2 separate regions of the Homo sapiens genome follow, and region 2 is linked to region 1. Evidence: chromatin loops called from intact Hi-C (ENCODE). Cell type or tissue: endothelial cell of umbilical vein. All regions are shown on one strand. Links, peaks and the distances in the headings refer to the core of each region. The heading gives the core; the rest is flanking DNA. Region 1 has its middle 32 kb from the start of CRIM1-DT. Region 2 has its middle 420 kb from the start of MIR548AD.

Evidence for each region. Peaks named below come from ENCODE experiments on the same cell type or tissue, not always from the same donor. Only the 100,000 strongest peaks of a DNase experiment are listed, where the experiment ranks them.
Region 2: it touches region 1 in a loop (15-fold over the local background); 1 of 110 quality-filtered maps calls a loop at or near these places.

What each region holds. Positions count from the first base shown.
Region 1 is chr2:36,318,946-36,327,266 of GRCh38, forward strand. No RefSeq gene overlaps it. Among named protein-coding and RNA genes, the nearest start is that of CRIM1-DT, 32 kb to the right of the region's middle. In endothelial cell of umbilical vein, for the core only: CTCF peaks have their summits at 3,409 (motif pointing left) and 3,610; a DNase peak (open chromatin) is centred at 3,376; H3K27me3 peaks cover 299 bases.
Region 2 is chr2:35,889,805-35,898,125 of GRCh38, forward strand. No RefSeq gene overlaps it. Among named protein-coding and RNA genes, the nearest start is that of MIR548AD, 420 kb to the left of the region's middle. In endothelial cell of umbilical vein, for the core only: no CTCF peak of the experiment used is centred there; a DNase peak (open chromatin) is centred at 5,017.

The sequences.
Region 1 (8,321 bases), core at 2,022-4,521:
GTGTCTACTATTTTTTTTCCTTTGGTTAGTCATTGGTTGCAATTATCTAAATTTCAGTCCCTTCCATTAGCATGGATTATCATTTAACTACAACACAGAATGCATACTTCTTGCTACTGATTTACATAAGACAGTTACACTTAAATCAGTCATCAAATTGGTAAAAGACAAATTGCTATTTTAAAATACGTTTTTAAACAAGATTTTTCAGGAAAGAAAAACCTATACAGACCTTAATTTCTTTTAAAAGCCCACATTTTATGTGCTTCAGATAAGCAGATTTGGTGATATTTATTTAAACTTGGCATGCCTAGTAATTACAACATAATATTTGGTATTGAGTAGATTCTGGTTACAAGTTTCTTTTCCAACACCTGGACAATTTAGCCCAAAAGGAAAAAAGCAAAGAAGAAATTGGTCATGCTGACATGACCCTAAAACTTAATTCAGTCATTGTATTCTACCTTTTCCTCATCTCCCCAAACACACAAGAACAACAGTACTAATTATTGCTCTGCAGATGTATTAAATTTCCAATGTTAAGCTCTGTATATGGAGATGGCTTCAGCAACCCAATGAAGCAGAAGTTCTGCCTCCCCCTCACACCATACATACATAAAAGCTCATATTAAAAACCCCTTCCATCAAAATAGCTAGAAAAGAATAATTCAAATGTTCCTAGAATCAAGAAAAAAATAAATATTTAAGATGATGAATATCTCAGTTACCCTGATTTGAAAATCTTTACACAGGCCGGGCGCGGTGGCTCACGCCTGTAATCCCAGCACTTTCGGAGGCCGAGACAGGCAGATCATGAGGTCAGGAGATCGAGACCATCCTGGCTAACATGGTGAAACCCCGTCTCTACTAAAAACACAAAAAAAATTAGCCGGGTGTGGTGGCGGGTGCCTGTAGTCCCAGCTACTTGGGAGGCTGAGGCAGGAGAATGGCATGAATCTGGGAGGCGGCGCTTGCAGTGAGCCCATATCCCGCCACTGCACTCCAGCCTGGGCGACAGACCAAGACTCCGTCTCAAAAAAAGAAAAAGAAAAAAAAAGAAAATCTTTACACATTATATGAATGTATCAAACTATCACAAGTACCCTGAAAATTTGTGCATCTCTTATATTTCGATTTTTTAATCCCTTCCATATATCCTACTCTCACCACCTTCACTCTCAATGTTTAAAAGAAAACATCCTCTTTTGTTACTATATGTCACTCTTGCTTCTTTTTACTTTAAACTCGTAGCCGCTCTTCCTTTACCCCTGTTGCGTGTATGTGTCTATGTCTATACACACATATGCCTGTTTCCCTGATATTTCAGTGCAATATTCCAAGCGTATCTCTTTCCACACCCCTGTTTTTCTCTCACAATCAGGTCAGAGGAAGTGGAGGGAGAACAACAAACAGTAATGGACCAAAAAATATTCAGATAATGACCTGTCTTTTAACTTCTTACAGTAATACGTGGTACTTTTGAGTATTTATACTTTTCATCTTTAAAAATGTGTCTTTGAACATCTGCAGAACTTGCATGACTATCAAATATAATAAGAGCATGAATTTTGGTGATGATAAACTTGGGTTTTAATGTAAGATAATATTCATATAGTCAGATCACACAAGTATTGGGAGAATCATTGTGCACTGCTGTGGGCATAGCATGTGTTACAGCCATTCAGGAAACAATCTGTTAGTACCTAGTGAAATTAAGTAACATAACACATACAGTCCAGCAGTCCCATTCCTGGGCATATGTTGAATGATAGACAACATTAATAGATATTATAAGCCTAGTTAATACAGAAAAATCAGAAGCAGAATGAAACTTATAGCCAAATTTTTGCTTATGTATATTAAAAACACACACATCCACCAATACCACTATACATTTTATAAAGATTCATGTGTATCTTTGCATATATATGTAAACAAGTATATAATATATTTGATTTGTATATCAATATATACAATACAAATATATATATTCGTATATATTGATATACGAATATATATATTTGTATGTATTTATATACGAATATATATATTTGTATATATTATATATGTGCATAAAATATATATATTTGTATATATATTACATATATACAAATCTATAAATTGATGTCTATCAGGTAGGAGAAGTAGACACAGGATGAAGAGGAAATAAAAAAATAAGATAGGGACATTTCACAATTAACAGTAACATTAACTGTGAACTGAGAACCACAACTCAATTATGTCCACTTGAAGTTTAATAAATTTTAAAAATATACAATAAAACAAAAGTAATGCATACATACCATAAAAATGTTTAAACTCATAAAGGTATAAACAAATCACTTTCCATCAGCTTCTGATACACCAGACGCATTCGTTTTCTACTGCTGCATAACAAAATATAGTGCCCAGTGCATGGAAAACACATATTACCCTTCCTTTTTGTGCACTTTATCAACAATTTAATGAATTAAATAATCCCAAATAGGGATCATTCTGGATCTTCCAAATTAGTTGAGAGAAAAGGGGTGCCCATAGAAGAGTAATAAAGATAGAAAGATAAGTAACTTTGAGCAAGGATAGAGAATAGTGTCCCTCTTTGCTCCCTGATCAAATTGGTCTCTCTGTTTCCTATAGCCTAATCTTGTCCAGTTTGATTGCCTTGATCAAGACCTGTCCCTCTTCCCATTATCTTTATTAATTGAAACATACACCCTCAAATCTATACTCTCTGTGTCTTTCAAGGGGATATATAGATAATATAACTTAAAACAATATTGTGACATAACTGGATTTAACGTTAATGTGCTCTTGAGGAGCACCATGTAGCATATACATCTAAGCAAGAATGTTTTTACTTACATAATGTACATAACCCAGGGATAAGAGTTCATTGGTGCAAACAGCAAACATCACTCCAGGTAGGAAGAGCCCACTGATGAGTGGATATTTGAGGCAGGGGAAATACTTGCAGTCATAGCTTCAAATTACACCATGAAAGTGGCCTTCTTCTCTTAAAGTTTGCTCTGCTGAGAAGAGCTCAGGAATCTAAGAAGATGCTGCACCTGACTGGGTGTGACTCCTACAGGAAGACCCCATACGTGACTCTTCAGCTTTCAACATGTGTTTCTTCATGAAGAAACAGCTTTTCCTTGCTCTAAACTCAAAAAAAAAAAAAAAGAAGAAGAAGAAGATTGATGTGAGAAGGGACCCAAGAGGGTTTTCTTTCTGATCTAAATAAAAGACTTTCTCTGGCAAGGAAGAGGAAATCAAACTCATTGTGTGTGGTATTGTGCCTTTGTCTCCCAAGGGAAAGAACAGCTTTTCCAAGGAATAGAATTCTTTCTTGCCTTTGCATCCACCAGTGTAGGGATCTGTGCAGACTGACACCTAGTGGTCTCCAGAACTCCTTTAGTAGCAAGAGTAAGAAGAACGTGTATGTGTGTGTGTTTCAGGCTTCGCGAAGCATCCTTTCTTCTTCCTACAGATTCCTAAACTATGAAAAAACTGAGTTGTTAATTGGTCTTGATTCCAATACCACATCTTTCTGACCATTAATATTTAATATCTGAGCAGCCCATAGATGTCACCAACTAGAAAGGAACAATGATTCTGATGTGTGAGAGCAATAATTTTGTCCAAATATGGAATAGAAAAGGCAGCAACAAAGCAAAGTATCCAATCCATCAGAATTCAAAGAATCAGTGGCTTCTGTAGTTGGAGTCTTCTGAGTTTATGCCAGAGTTCATCTCCACAAGATCCCACTCTGCCTTTAACACTTCACCCGGTGAACTTTTCCACTAGCCCATCTGTACTCCTGGTTGGACTGGAGAAGTTAAGGGGCTGAGAAGTGTATAATGTACTTGGGAAATCTGAATTTATCCTGGTAATTGATTGCTCTCCAGGAACCACTGGAAAACTCCTCCATGGTACATTAAGAGAGGTGTTTGTACTTCCTCCTACCAATAGATTATCTTCTAAAGAAGGCTCCAGAAAATTTTGAATTTGGCTTCCAAGGGTCTACGTTGACAAGAACTTCTTTTTAGGTAACACACAAAATGAAAATGGAGGGAAGCCAACTAGAAGGTATCAGACTTAAATCTTATAAATTCCATTTGGGGGATCAAAAAATTATAATACACATGACTGAGTTTGGCCACCAAAACAGGTAATAAGAGTAGATGCTGGAAAATAATACTGGAGGAAAGAATTTGGTGGGAGAAGTTAAAATAAATTAGCTCACATCTGTTGCGGGAAGTCAGGGACCCCGAACGGAGGGACTGGCTGAAGCCATGGCAGAAGAACATAAATTGTGAAGATTTCATGGACATTTATTAGTTCCCCAAATTAATATTTTTATAATTTCTTATGTCTGTCTTTACTGCAATCTCCGAACATAAACTGTGAAGATTTCATGGATACTTATCACTTCCCCAATCAATACCCTTGTGATTTCCTATGCCTGTCTTTACTTTAATCTCTTAATCCCGTCATCTTCGTAAACTGAGGAGGATGTATGTCACCTCAGGACCCTGTGATGATTGCGTTAACTGCACAAATTGTAGAGCACGTGTGTTTGAACAATATGAAATCTGGGCACCTTGAAAAAAGAACAGGATAACAGCAATGTTCAGGGAACAAGGGAGATAACCTTAAATTCTGACTGCCAGTGAGCCAGGAAGAACAGAGCCATATTTCTCTTCTTTCAAAAGCAAATGGGAGAAATATTGCTGAATTCTTTTTCTCAGCAAGGAACATCCCTGAGAAAGAGAATGTGTCCTGAGGGGAGGCCTCTGAAATGGCCGCTTTGGGGATGGCTGTCTTTTATTGTCATAGCTGATGGATGAAATAAGCCCTGGTCTCCTGTAGCGCTCCCAGGCTTATTAGGATGAGGAAATTCCCACCTAATAAATTTTGGTCAGACTGGTTGTCTGCTCTCAAACCCTGTCTCCTGATAAGATGTTACCAATGACAATGCATGCCTGAAACTTCATTAGCAATTCTAATTTCGCCCCAGTCCTGTGGTCCTGTGATCTTGCCCTGCCTCCATTTGCCTTATGATATCTTATTACCTTGTGAAGCATGTGATTTCTGTGACCCACACCCTATTCGTACACTCCCTCCCCTTTTGAAAATCACTAATAAAAACTTGCTGGTTTTACGGCTCGGGGGGCATCACGGAACCTGCCGACATGTGATGTCTCCTCCAGCCACCCAGCTTTAAAATTTCTCTCTTTTGTGCTCTTTCCCTTTATTTCTCAGACTGGCTGACACTTAGGGAAAATAGAAAAGAATCTACATGAAATATTGGGGGTGAATTTCACCTGATACACATCCTAGTAGAAACCTGGGAGAATTGGTTTTCCCAGCTTTATAAACTAAAGGTTAACTGGCCCCAAACTTTGCAAGTCCCAGGCCAATTTTTACCTGAGACCTGGTAACAATTCATTACATTTTATAATTGATTTTAAAAGCTCATGCCAAATAGGATTCAGAGAATACTTTCTGTCCACAAAATTGAAAGGTGGACTCTGATGATTGACAAATGTGTTTCTCTTCGTCATCTCTACAGGCATGACTCTATCTGGTTGGACTTAGAAGACCTCTCCCAACCCATTACTTTGTAAGTTTTTCAACCCCAAAATGCATTGCAGTTTTTTTAATGAGCATCAAACCTGTTCAACCCAAAACTTTACATACATTTTTTCTCTACTTTTTATAGTTTCATGTTTTTGTCATCTTTAAATTTTCCCTTTAGAGCACTGTTGACTCCATGACCAGTCAGTTCTGCCCTACATTGCATTAGCTCAATAAAGATTCACCATTTTTAAGTGAATACATTGTAACAAACCTGCACATGTAACCCCTGAATCTAATATTAAAAGTAACAATAAGTAAAATAAGATAAAATGAATACAGAACCTGTGTCTTACCATATGGTTCGGTTTATGGTTGTTAGCAATATTTTTAATGTTATTTTAAAGATCTTTTTGAAGAAATAATTTCAAATGGGGTAAAATGAGTATCAGTTTGATGGTCCTTTTAATCAATGTTGTCATACAGTGGTTGATTTTTCATTTTTGTTTTCAAAGACCTGGATGCATGTACTCCCCATTCTCAAAAAATAAAATAAAATAATAAAGATAAGCATTCTCATACATACAGATGGCTTCATTCTACTGTCATGCATTTATTGGTCTTAATAGACAGTCAGCCCTACTTTCTACACCAAAGAGTTACAGTCAAACATTAGAAAAAAAAACAAAACCTATAGAAAAGTAGTTCATTCAAGAAATCAGGTGGACAATTTGTAGGTAATTCTTAGACTGCCCAAGGTAATACATTCTACTGGTGTTTTACCACATTATTGTATATCCCACATGGGCACTTGGTTATACCTCTTACAAAATATTTTTAGACTGATAACATTGTGGACATGATTAAGTACCCAAGTTCTGGGGTCTTGAATATTATTCTTCAATGAACTGGAGTGAAAACAAAACTGCTTCTTGAGGAGAATTTTGGCCCAAACCAGGAGTCCCACTCCTCACCTTTTTGTGCATGTTTCCAGGAAAGGTGTCAGGGGAAGAGTGGCCTTTCATTGTGGGCATGTGTCCTTCCTTCTCAGGTTCTTCAGCTGTCCTCAGAGAATTTAATCCCTATCCCCAACTCTGCTGATTGGAAGAATACTCAGCTCACTTCTTTTAAAATATGCACAAAATCTTCTACTTGGTGCTTTTTACATCAGAAATGAGCAATTTGAATTCAAAGTCATTCAATATTTATCAAAAGTTGAGTTAAAGATAATACAGAAATTCTTCAGAAAAAAACCTATGAGCCTCTTCTTGCATCAAGAAGATAACTTAAGAAAAATAAAACAGTAAATTTAGAAAACTTGATTTCTAAGAAGAGGCATTAATTTGAAATATAAAACAATACAAGAAAAGTTTAGATATTCCTAGAATTATTTTACTAGAAAAGTTTGGAATATATTTCTAATTTTTGAGGTAAAATCATGGAAGAAAAATAAATATATAAAGAGGCAACTGTGACTGTGTGTGTGTGTGTGTGTGTGTGTGTGTGTGTGTGTGTATCAAATTTATCTGCCATTGACAGGTAAAGAATCCCGGTGTGCCTGGAGGATATCAGATCCTGGAAGACAAATGTTCTTCCTTCCTCCATTGACATGCACTATTCTCTTTAGGAATATTATATTCAAGGTCCCAATGTGACTTTGAATATATACAACAAGTTCAAACAGCCTTCTAGCTTTATTGGCCACTGAGGTAATACTTCCCTTCCTTATCCTTCCTTATGCATGGATGCCACAATACAATTTTCCATGCAGCTGAGAGATAATGTGATTCTGTCTTCCATTCCTCTCACCTCCCTGATTCTCTGCTCCAACCTGTCTAATTCAAACAGAGAATCACCTGGTGCTTAGCTGGCAGCTTGTTTGATTGCTGCCTGTTTCCTGCGTGTTTCTTGAGGAGACACAGAAGGCAGAAGAACAGGCTGTTTAAAGACATCTGTGTGGGGGGTGCGTGAGTGCACACACACACGGTGTGTGTCTGAGGAAACACGCATTTCCTGGTGGGTATTCCCCCCATAAAATTCCCAAATAACAGGATCCAAACATACATGAAACAAAACTTACAGAATTGAATAGAAAATAGACAATTCAATATGAATAATTGGAGATTTTAATCCTCACTTGCAATAATGGAAAGAACAACACAACTGAATATCAGCAAGGAAATAAAGGACTTGAGCAACACTGCACAGCAACTTAATTTAGCAGACATCTATAGAACACAGCAGAATCCAGCAACAGCAGAACACACTTTCTTCTCAAGCTCACATGGAACATTTTATAGGACAGACCATATGTTAGGCCATAAAATAAACTTCAGTAAATTTTTAAAAAGAGAATAATACAAAGTATGTTCTCCTACCACAATAAAATGAAATTAGAAGTAAATAACAGAAAGAAATTTGAGAAATTTACTAATATGTAAAAATTACACAACACACTCCTAAATAACCAATGGGTAAGAAAAGAAATAAAAAAAAAATTAGAAAAATGCATCGAGATGAATCACAATGAAAATACAGCATATCGTAATTATGGAACACAATGAAAACAGTACTTAGATATTTATAGCTGTAAATACCTATATTTAAAAAGAAGAAAAATCTTAAATTGATATCTTAACCTTTTGTCTTAAGAAACTAGAAAAAGAACAAACAAAAGCAAGGGGGAAGAAGAAAAGGATAAATACTGAAGTGTAAATAAATAAATAACAAGAAACCAATAGAGA
Region 2 (8,321 bases), core at 3,520-6,019, 430 kb before region 1:
CATAGCGATTGTACTAATTTACACTCTCACCAACACTGCATGAGGGTTCCTTTTCTCCACATCCTCACCAGCATTCATTATTACCTGTCTTTTGGATAAGAGCTATTTTAACTGGGATGAGATGATATCTCATTGTAGTTTTGATTTGCAATTCTCTGATAATCCAAGATGTTATGCACTTTTTCATATACCTGTTTCCCATTTGTATGTCTTCTTTTAAGAAATGTCTATTCAGATATTTTACCCATTTTTAAATCAGATTATTCAATTATTTTTCCCATTGGCTTGTTTGGGCTCTTTATATATTCTGGTTATTTATTGATCCTTTGTCAAATGAATAGTTTGCAAATATTTTCTCAAATTTTGTGGGTTTTCTCTTCACTTTGTTGTCCCCTTTGTTGTTCAGAAGCTTTTTAACTTGATGAATCCCATCTGTCCATTTGTGCTTTGGTTGCCTGTGTTTTTGGAATATCACTCCAGAAATCTTTGCCCAGACCAATATCCTAGAGAGTTTGCACAATGTTTTCTTTTAGTAGTTTCATAGTTTCAGGTATTAGATTTAAGTCTTCAATATATTTTGATTTGATTTTTGTATATGGTTAGAGATACAGGTCTAGTTCCATTCTTCTGTATGTGGATATCCAGTTCTCCCAGCACCAATTATTAACAAGACTGTCCTTTCCCCAGTGTAGGTTCTTGACATCTTTGTTAAAAATAAATTGACTGTAGATGCGTGGATTAATTTCTAGGTTCTCTGTTCTGTTGCATTGGTCTCTGTGTCTGTTTTTATGCCAGTACTATGTTGTTTGGGTTACTATAGATCTGTAGGATAATTTAAAGTCAGGTCACGTGTTTCCTCCAGTTTTGTTCTTTTTATTCAAGGTGGCTTTGGCTATCCTGGGTCTTTTGTGGTTCTACAAAAACTTTAAGATTATTTTTTAAATTTTTGTGAAGAATGTCATCAGTATTTTTAGAGGGATTGCATTGATGCCGTATATTGCTTTGAGTAGTATGGACATTTTAACAATACTGATTCTTCTAATCCATGAACATGCAATATCTTTCCATTTTTTGTATGTCATCTTCAATTTCATTCATCAGTGCTTTACAGTTTTTAGTATAGATATCTTTTACTTCTTTGTTAAGCTTATTTCTATGTGTTTTGTTTTATTTGTAGCTATTATAAATTAGATTACTTTCCTCATTTTTCAGATTGTTCACTGTTGGAATATAAAAGTGCTACTGATTTTTGTATGTTGATTTTGCAACTTTTACTGAAATTCTTTATCAGTTCTAATAGTTATCTGGGGGAGTCTTTAGGGTTTTACAAATGTAAGATTTTATCTTCTGCAAACAAGGATTATTTGACTTCTACCTTTCCAATGCAGATGTCCTTCATTTCTTCCTCTTGTCTGATTGCTGTGGCTAGGACTTCCAGTACTATGCTGAATAATAGTGGTGAAAGTGGGCATCTTTGTCTTGTTCCAGATCTTAGAGCAAAGGCTTCAGTTTTTCCCCATTCAGTATGAAACTAGCTGAGGGTCTGTCATATACAGCTTTTATAATGTTAAAATTCTATACCCAATTTTTTAAGATTTTTTATCCTGAAGGGATGTTGAATTTTACTAAATGCTTTTTCGGCATCAATCAAAAATATCAGGTGCTTTTGTCTTTTATTCTGTTGATATGATATATTACACTGATTGAGTTGCATATGGTGAACTGTCCTTGCATCCCTGAGATAAATCCCACTTTGTCATAATAAATTGTCTTTTTAATATGTGGTTGAATTCAGTTTGCTAATATTTTATTGAAGATATTTGCATCAGGGATAATGGCCTGTACTTTTCTTTTTTTTGAGGTGCCTCTGTCTGGTTTTGGTATCATGCTAATATTGGCCTCAAAGAATGAGTTCAGAAGTATTTCCACTTCCTCTGTTTTTCAGAATAGTTAGAGTTGGTATTAGTTCTTCTTTAAGTGTTTGAAAAATTCAGCAGTTAAGTCATTGTGTCCTGGTCTTTGCTGGGAGAACTTTTATTATGGCTTTCATCTCATCACTTGTTATTGGTCTATTTAAGTTGTGGATTTATTCATGGTTCAACATTGGTAGGTTGTATGTGTCTAGGAATTAATCCGTTTCTTCTAGATTTTTTTATTTATTGACATATAATTACTCATAGTAGCCACTAATGATCTTTTGAATTTCTGTGGTATTGGTTGTAATGTCTCCTTTTTCATCTCTGATTTTATTTATTGGGATCTTCTCTCTTTTTTTCTTAGTCTGGCTAAAGGTTTCTCAGTTTCATAAAACCCAACTCTTCATTTGGTTGATCTTTTGTACTGATTTCTTTGTTTCACTTTCATTTCTGCTGTGATCGTTATTATCTTTTCTTCTAATTTTCATTTTGGTTGGCTCTTGCTTTTCTAGTTATTTAAGATTTATCATTAGGTTGTTTTATCTGAAGTTTCTCTGCTTTTTTATAGACAGTTATTGCTGTAAGCCTTCTTCTTTGTATTGCTTTCACTGTATCCCATACCTCTTGGTATGTTGTGTTTCCATTTTCATTTGTTTCAAGAAATTTTTCAACTTCGTTAACTTCTTCATTGACCCACTGGTCATTCAGGAACATATTGTTTAACTATTATGTGTTTGTATGGTTTCCCAAATTCCTTTGATTATTGATTTCCAGTTTTATTCCATTGTGGACAAAGAAGATACTTGATAGGACTTCAATTTTAAAAAATTTTTAAGATTTGTTTTGTGACCTAACATATAATTTATTCTCGAGAATAATCTATGTGCTAAGGAAAAGAATGTGTGTTCTGCACCCATTGGATGAAATGTTCTATAAATATCTATTAGGTCCATTTGGCCTATAATGCAGATTAAGTCTGATGTTTATTTGTTGATTTTCCATCTGACTCATCTGTCCAGTGCTGAATGTAAGTTGTTAAAGTCTCCAGCTAGTATTGCACTGGGATCTGTCACTCTCTTTAGCTCTAATAATATTTGCTTTACATACCTGGGTGCTCAAGAGTTGAGCACATATATATTTACAATTGCTACATTATCTTGCTAAATTGACTCCTTTGTCACTGTACAATGACCTACTTTATTTCTTTTTCTAGTTTTTGCATTGAAATCTATTTAGTATAATATAAGTATAGCTACTCTTTCTCCATTTTGGTTTCTATTGGCATGGAATATCCTTTTCCAAGCCTTTATTTTCAGTCTATGTGTCTCTTCATAGGTGAAGTGTGTTTCTTGTAAGCAACAGATGTTTAGGTCTTTTTTTTTATTCATTCAGCTACTCTATTTTTTTAATTGGAGAGTTTATTCCATTTACATTCCATATTATTACTGATAAGTAAGGAATTACTCTTGCCATTTTGTTATTTGTTTTCTGGTTGTCATGTGGTCTTCTCTTACTTCTTTCTTTCCTTTCTCTCTTCCTTTTAGTGAAAGTGATATTCTCAAATGGCATGTTTTAATTTCATGTTTTATATATTTTGTGGATCTGTGGTATGTTTTTTTATTTGAGGTAACCATGAGGCTTGCAAATAATATCTGATAATCCCTTATTTTAAACTGATGGCAATTTATCACTAATTGGGTAACAAAAAAACAAACAAGTAAAGAGAAAACTAATAAAAACTGCATAGTTTAACTGCATTCCCCTGATTTTTAACCCCTTGTTGTTTCTACTTTTATTATACTGAAAATTTGTTAGAGTATTATTTTTAGAATTTCTGCTAATGATTTGAGTAGTTTATTCACCACAATTACAGTGTTACACAATTTTGTTTTCCTGTGCACTTACTATTACCAGTGAGTTGTGTACCTTCAGATGATTTTTTTTTTTTTTTTTTTTTTTGCTCATTAATGTCCATTTCTTTCAGCGTGAAGAATTCCCTTTAGCATATCTTGTAGGACAGACCCACCCAGTGTTGATGAAATTTCTTAGCTTTTGTTTTTCTGGGAAAGTCTTTATTTATCCTTCATGTTTGAAGAATACCTTTGCTGATGTACTATTCTAAGACAATAGTTTTTCTCCTTCTACACTTTAAATATGTCATGTCACTTTCTCCTCCCTATATGGTTTCCATTGAGTAGTCAGCTGCCAGACATATTGGAGCTCTATTGTATGTTATTTGTTTCTTTTCTCGCTGCATTTAGGATCCTTTCATTATTCTTGACCTTTGGGAGTTTGATTATTAAATGGCTTGAGGTAGTCCTATTTGAATTAAATCTGCTTGGTGTTATGCAATCTTCTTGTACTTGAATATTGGCATCTTTCTCTAGGTTTGCCAAGTTTTCTGTGATTATCCCTTTGAATAAACTCTATAATCCAATTTCTCTCTCTACCTTCTCTTTAAGGTCAATACTTCTTAAAGTTGCCCTTTTCAGGCCATTTTCTAGATCTTATAGGCATGCTTGATTCCTTTTATTTTTTCTTTTGTCTCCTATGACTGTGTGCTTTCAAATAGTCTGTCTTAAAGTTCACTAATTCTTTCTTATGCTTGATCAATTCTGCTATGAAGAGATTCTGATGCATTCTTGAGCCTGTCAATTTTTCAGCTCCAGAATTTCTACTTGATTCCTTTTAATAATTTGAAACTTGGTGTTAAATTTATCTGGTAGGATTCTGAGTTTCTTCTCTTTGGTGTATTAAATTTTGTTAAACTTTCCCAAAACAGCAATTTTGAATTCTCCATCTCAATGGTCACATTTCTGTCTCTCCAAGATTGGTCACTGGTGACTTACTGAGTACATTTGGTTAGGTCATGGTTTCCTGGATGGTCTTGATGCTTGTAAATGTTTGTCAGTGTCTGGGCACTGAAGAGTTATGTATGTATTGTAGTCTTCACAGTCTGGGCTTGCTTTTACCCAGCCTTCCTGGGAAGGCTTTCCAGGTATTTGAAGGGACTTGGGCATTGTGATCTAAATCTTTGGTCACTATAGCTATATCTGCTTTAGGGGGCACTCCAAGCTCAGTAATGCTGTGGCTCTTGCAGACTCACAGATATACTGGCTTGGTGGTCCTGGGTAAGATCTGGAACTATTCCCTGGATTACCAAGCAAAGACTCTTGTCTTCCCATACTTTCCCCCAAACAGATAGTGAGTGTGAGTGTGTGTGTGTGTGTGTGTGTGTGTGTGTGTGTGTGTGTGTGTCTTGCCCAAGGCCCACAGTAACCACAGTCTGGCTACTGCCAGTGTTCACTTGTGGCCCAAGGGCTTGACAGTGATCAGGTGGCAAATACATCCAGGCTTGTGTTCTTGCCTTCATGGCAGTGAGTTTCCCCAGCCTCAGGCAAGTCTGAGGATGCCATCTGGAAGCGAAGGCCTGAAATCAGGAACCTTAGGAATCTACCTGGTGCTCTACTCTACTGTGGCTGAGCTGGCACCCAAGCTACAAGACAAAGTCCTTCTGACTATTCCCTCCCCTTTCCTCGAGCAGAAAAATCTCTCCCTGTGGCCACCACTGCCTCTGGCCCACAGCAAGTACTGACTGGTTACAGTCAATGTTCACTCAAGGCCAAAGGGCTCATCAGTCAGTTTGTGGTGAATGCTTCCAGGCCTGAGTCTCTTTCTTCAGGGAAGGGTGGGCTCCCCCCTGTCCCAAAGCAGGTCCAGAAATGTCATCCAATAGCCAAGGTCTGGAATTGGGGACCCCAGGAAGTGGCTTGATGCTCTACCCCACTGTGACCAAGCTGGTACCCAAGCTGCAAGACAAAGTCTTCTTTACTCTTTCCTCTCATTTCCTCAACCAAATGGACACTCTCCCCATAGCACCACAGCTGGGAATGTGTTGGATCACACCTGAGGCCAGCACACCTCTGAGTCTCACCCAAGGCCTGCATTGAGTACTGCCTGGCTACCACTGCTGGTTATTTAGGGTCCAAAGGCTCTTTACACAGCAGGAGCCTAATAAATCCTACCAGGACTGGGTCCCTTCCCTTCAAGGCAGAGGATCCCCTTCTATCCCTATCCCAGGGGGATAGGACTACATTTAGGAATGTAGTCCTGTAGCTAGGGCCCGCAATGGGGGCCTCTGGGCTCTGCTGGGTGCCCTATCCTACTGTGGCTGAGTTGGTATCCAGGTTGCAAGACAAAGTCCTCTTTACTCTCCCCTCTCCTTTCCTCAGTCAGAGGGAAGGAATCTCTCCTGGAGCTGTGAGCTGTACTACCTGGGCTTGGGGGAAGGTACACAAGCACTCCCTTGACCACCCCAGCTGGTGTCTCACTAGGTTGCTTGCAGCCTAAGCCCACTGGCTCCAAACCCACAGCACCAGGAGTTGCCCAGGACTTGCAGTCCTTGTGGCCTAGACTGCCTTTCAAGTTTATGTAGGACCCCATAGCCTTTTAGCCCATGATGGTGAGGCTTGCTGGAACTCAGGTTCCCGCTGCTGGGATGGATTATTCACCTCTGGCTAGGGAAGGTCTAGATGCTCCCTCCGTGGGCACTGGATGAGTTTTGCCCCATGTTGCTTTCTGCTGTGACAGGAAACCACTGAGTTCCAACACAAAGTCCCACAGTCGCGCCACTGTGCCTCCCCCAAGCACACAGATTATCTTCCTGTGCCACAAAGATGCTGCTGGGAGATGGAGGAGGGATATTGTAGGGGATTCAAGACTGTCTTTCCTACCATCTTCAGTGCCTCTTGCCTTAATATGATGTTAAAACCAGGTACTGTGATCACTCATCTGATTTTTGGTTCTTTTGGCACTTTCTTGTGTGCTGCTTTTTCAATTTGGTGTTCCTGTGGAGATGGTGGGGGACGATTGCTGGAGGCTTCTATTCAGCCATCTTGCTTTGCCTTTCTCCTGTTTCTTAGTAAACTCAATTTACAAACGGTTATTGAGACCATACCATGAAAAAGGCCCCTTTACTAGGGACTGTAGCCAGAGAGAAACTAGAAGCATTTAACATCCAGTTAAGGAGAAAAGTCTTGGCACCTCAAGCCAAGTTTAAAACAGCATTTTCAAGCTAATTCTAAGTTTGTTCAAGTCACTTTTTTAATAAAAGTGCTTCAGTAACATTCCACTGTACTTGCCTTCTGCTTACCTCTTCAGTTTCCCTCCTAGCCACTCCAGGAGCTAGAGACTCCTTAGATTTCTAAAAATATTCAACATACATAACCATACGTTATTCTCTAATACAGAGATTAGTATTTCTTCCTTGTCAGTTGTTATTTATTTTATGTCTTTGGTCTTTCTACACAGCCTTATTTTTAAAATTATAATTATATAACAGACAGAAAATGCAAAAAGACAAATATACAAAATAACAAATTGTGAAAATAAACATCCTGGTTGCCCCACCCATATCAAGAACCAGTGCATGGCCAGCATCTGGAAGCCCCCTGGGTGGTCTTTCTTCATCATAAAGTCCTCCCTACCCCCCATGTTAACCATACTACTAAATATTCTGAAATTCACTTTTTTTTACAGTGTCACTATCTAATTGTAGATCTCAAAACACCATGGCTTAGTCTGTTGCCTGTTTTTGAAATTGGTATATTGAATCATACAGTAACTTTAAAGTCTGGCTTCTTTTACTTTATATTGTAAAGGTTTATTCACCTTTTGCATGTAACTGCATATATTGAAGTCTAGCATTTTTATGAATGAATATTCAATAGTTTGTTTACCCATTCTAATGTTGATGAACATTTGGGCATTTCCATTTTGAGAGTATAATGAACAGCCTTGCTCTGAACATTCTTGTCCATGTTTCCTAGTTCTTATACATACATGGAACGGAGACTGCTAGATCATATAATGTGTGTTTTTAATGTCTTCCAGATAGTGTCAAGCTGCTTTCCAAAGTGACCATTACCATTTCATATCCTCATTATTAATTTATGAAAGTTCGTTTTGCTCTACAAATTCACCAATATTTGATGCTTTCAACTTTAAAATTTTGCCAAGTTGTAAGTTGTAGAGTGGTATTTAGGTTTTTTGTTTTTGTTTTACACTTTTAGTTCTTCTTTCACAGTAGTTACACATTTAGTTTCCTCTAATGCAACACTGGAAGTTTAAATGATGATAGCATGCAGTCTTCTGTTTTCTGGCCACCAAGAAGATATTTCCCAGGTTGTGCAATTAAATGCAATGCTAGCTCTAAGTTTTCGGTAAGATACACTTTATTAAAGTTCTCTCGTTTTCCTGATTTGTGAATTTCAATCATAACTGGATATTGAATGATAACAAATGTTCCTTTTGTAGCTAATGAGATAATCTCATGATTTTTCTTCATTGTCAGGATAATGTGATAATTACATTTTTTCATATGTTGTAAAACCAACTTTGCACCCT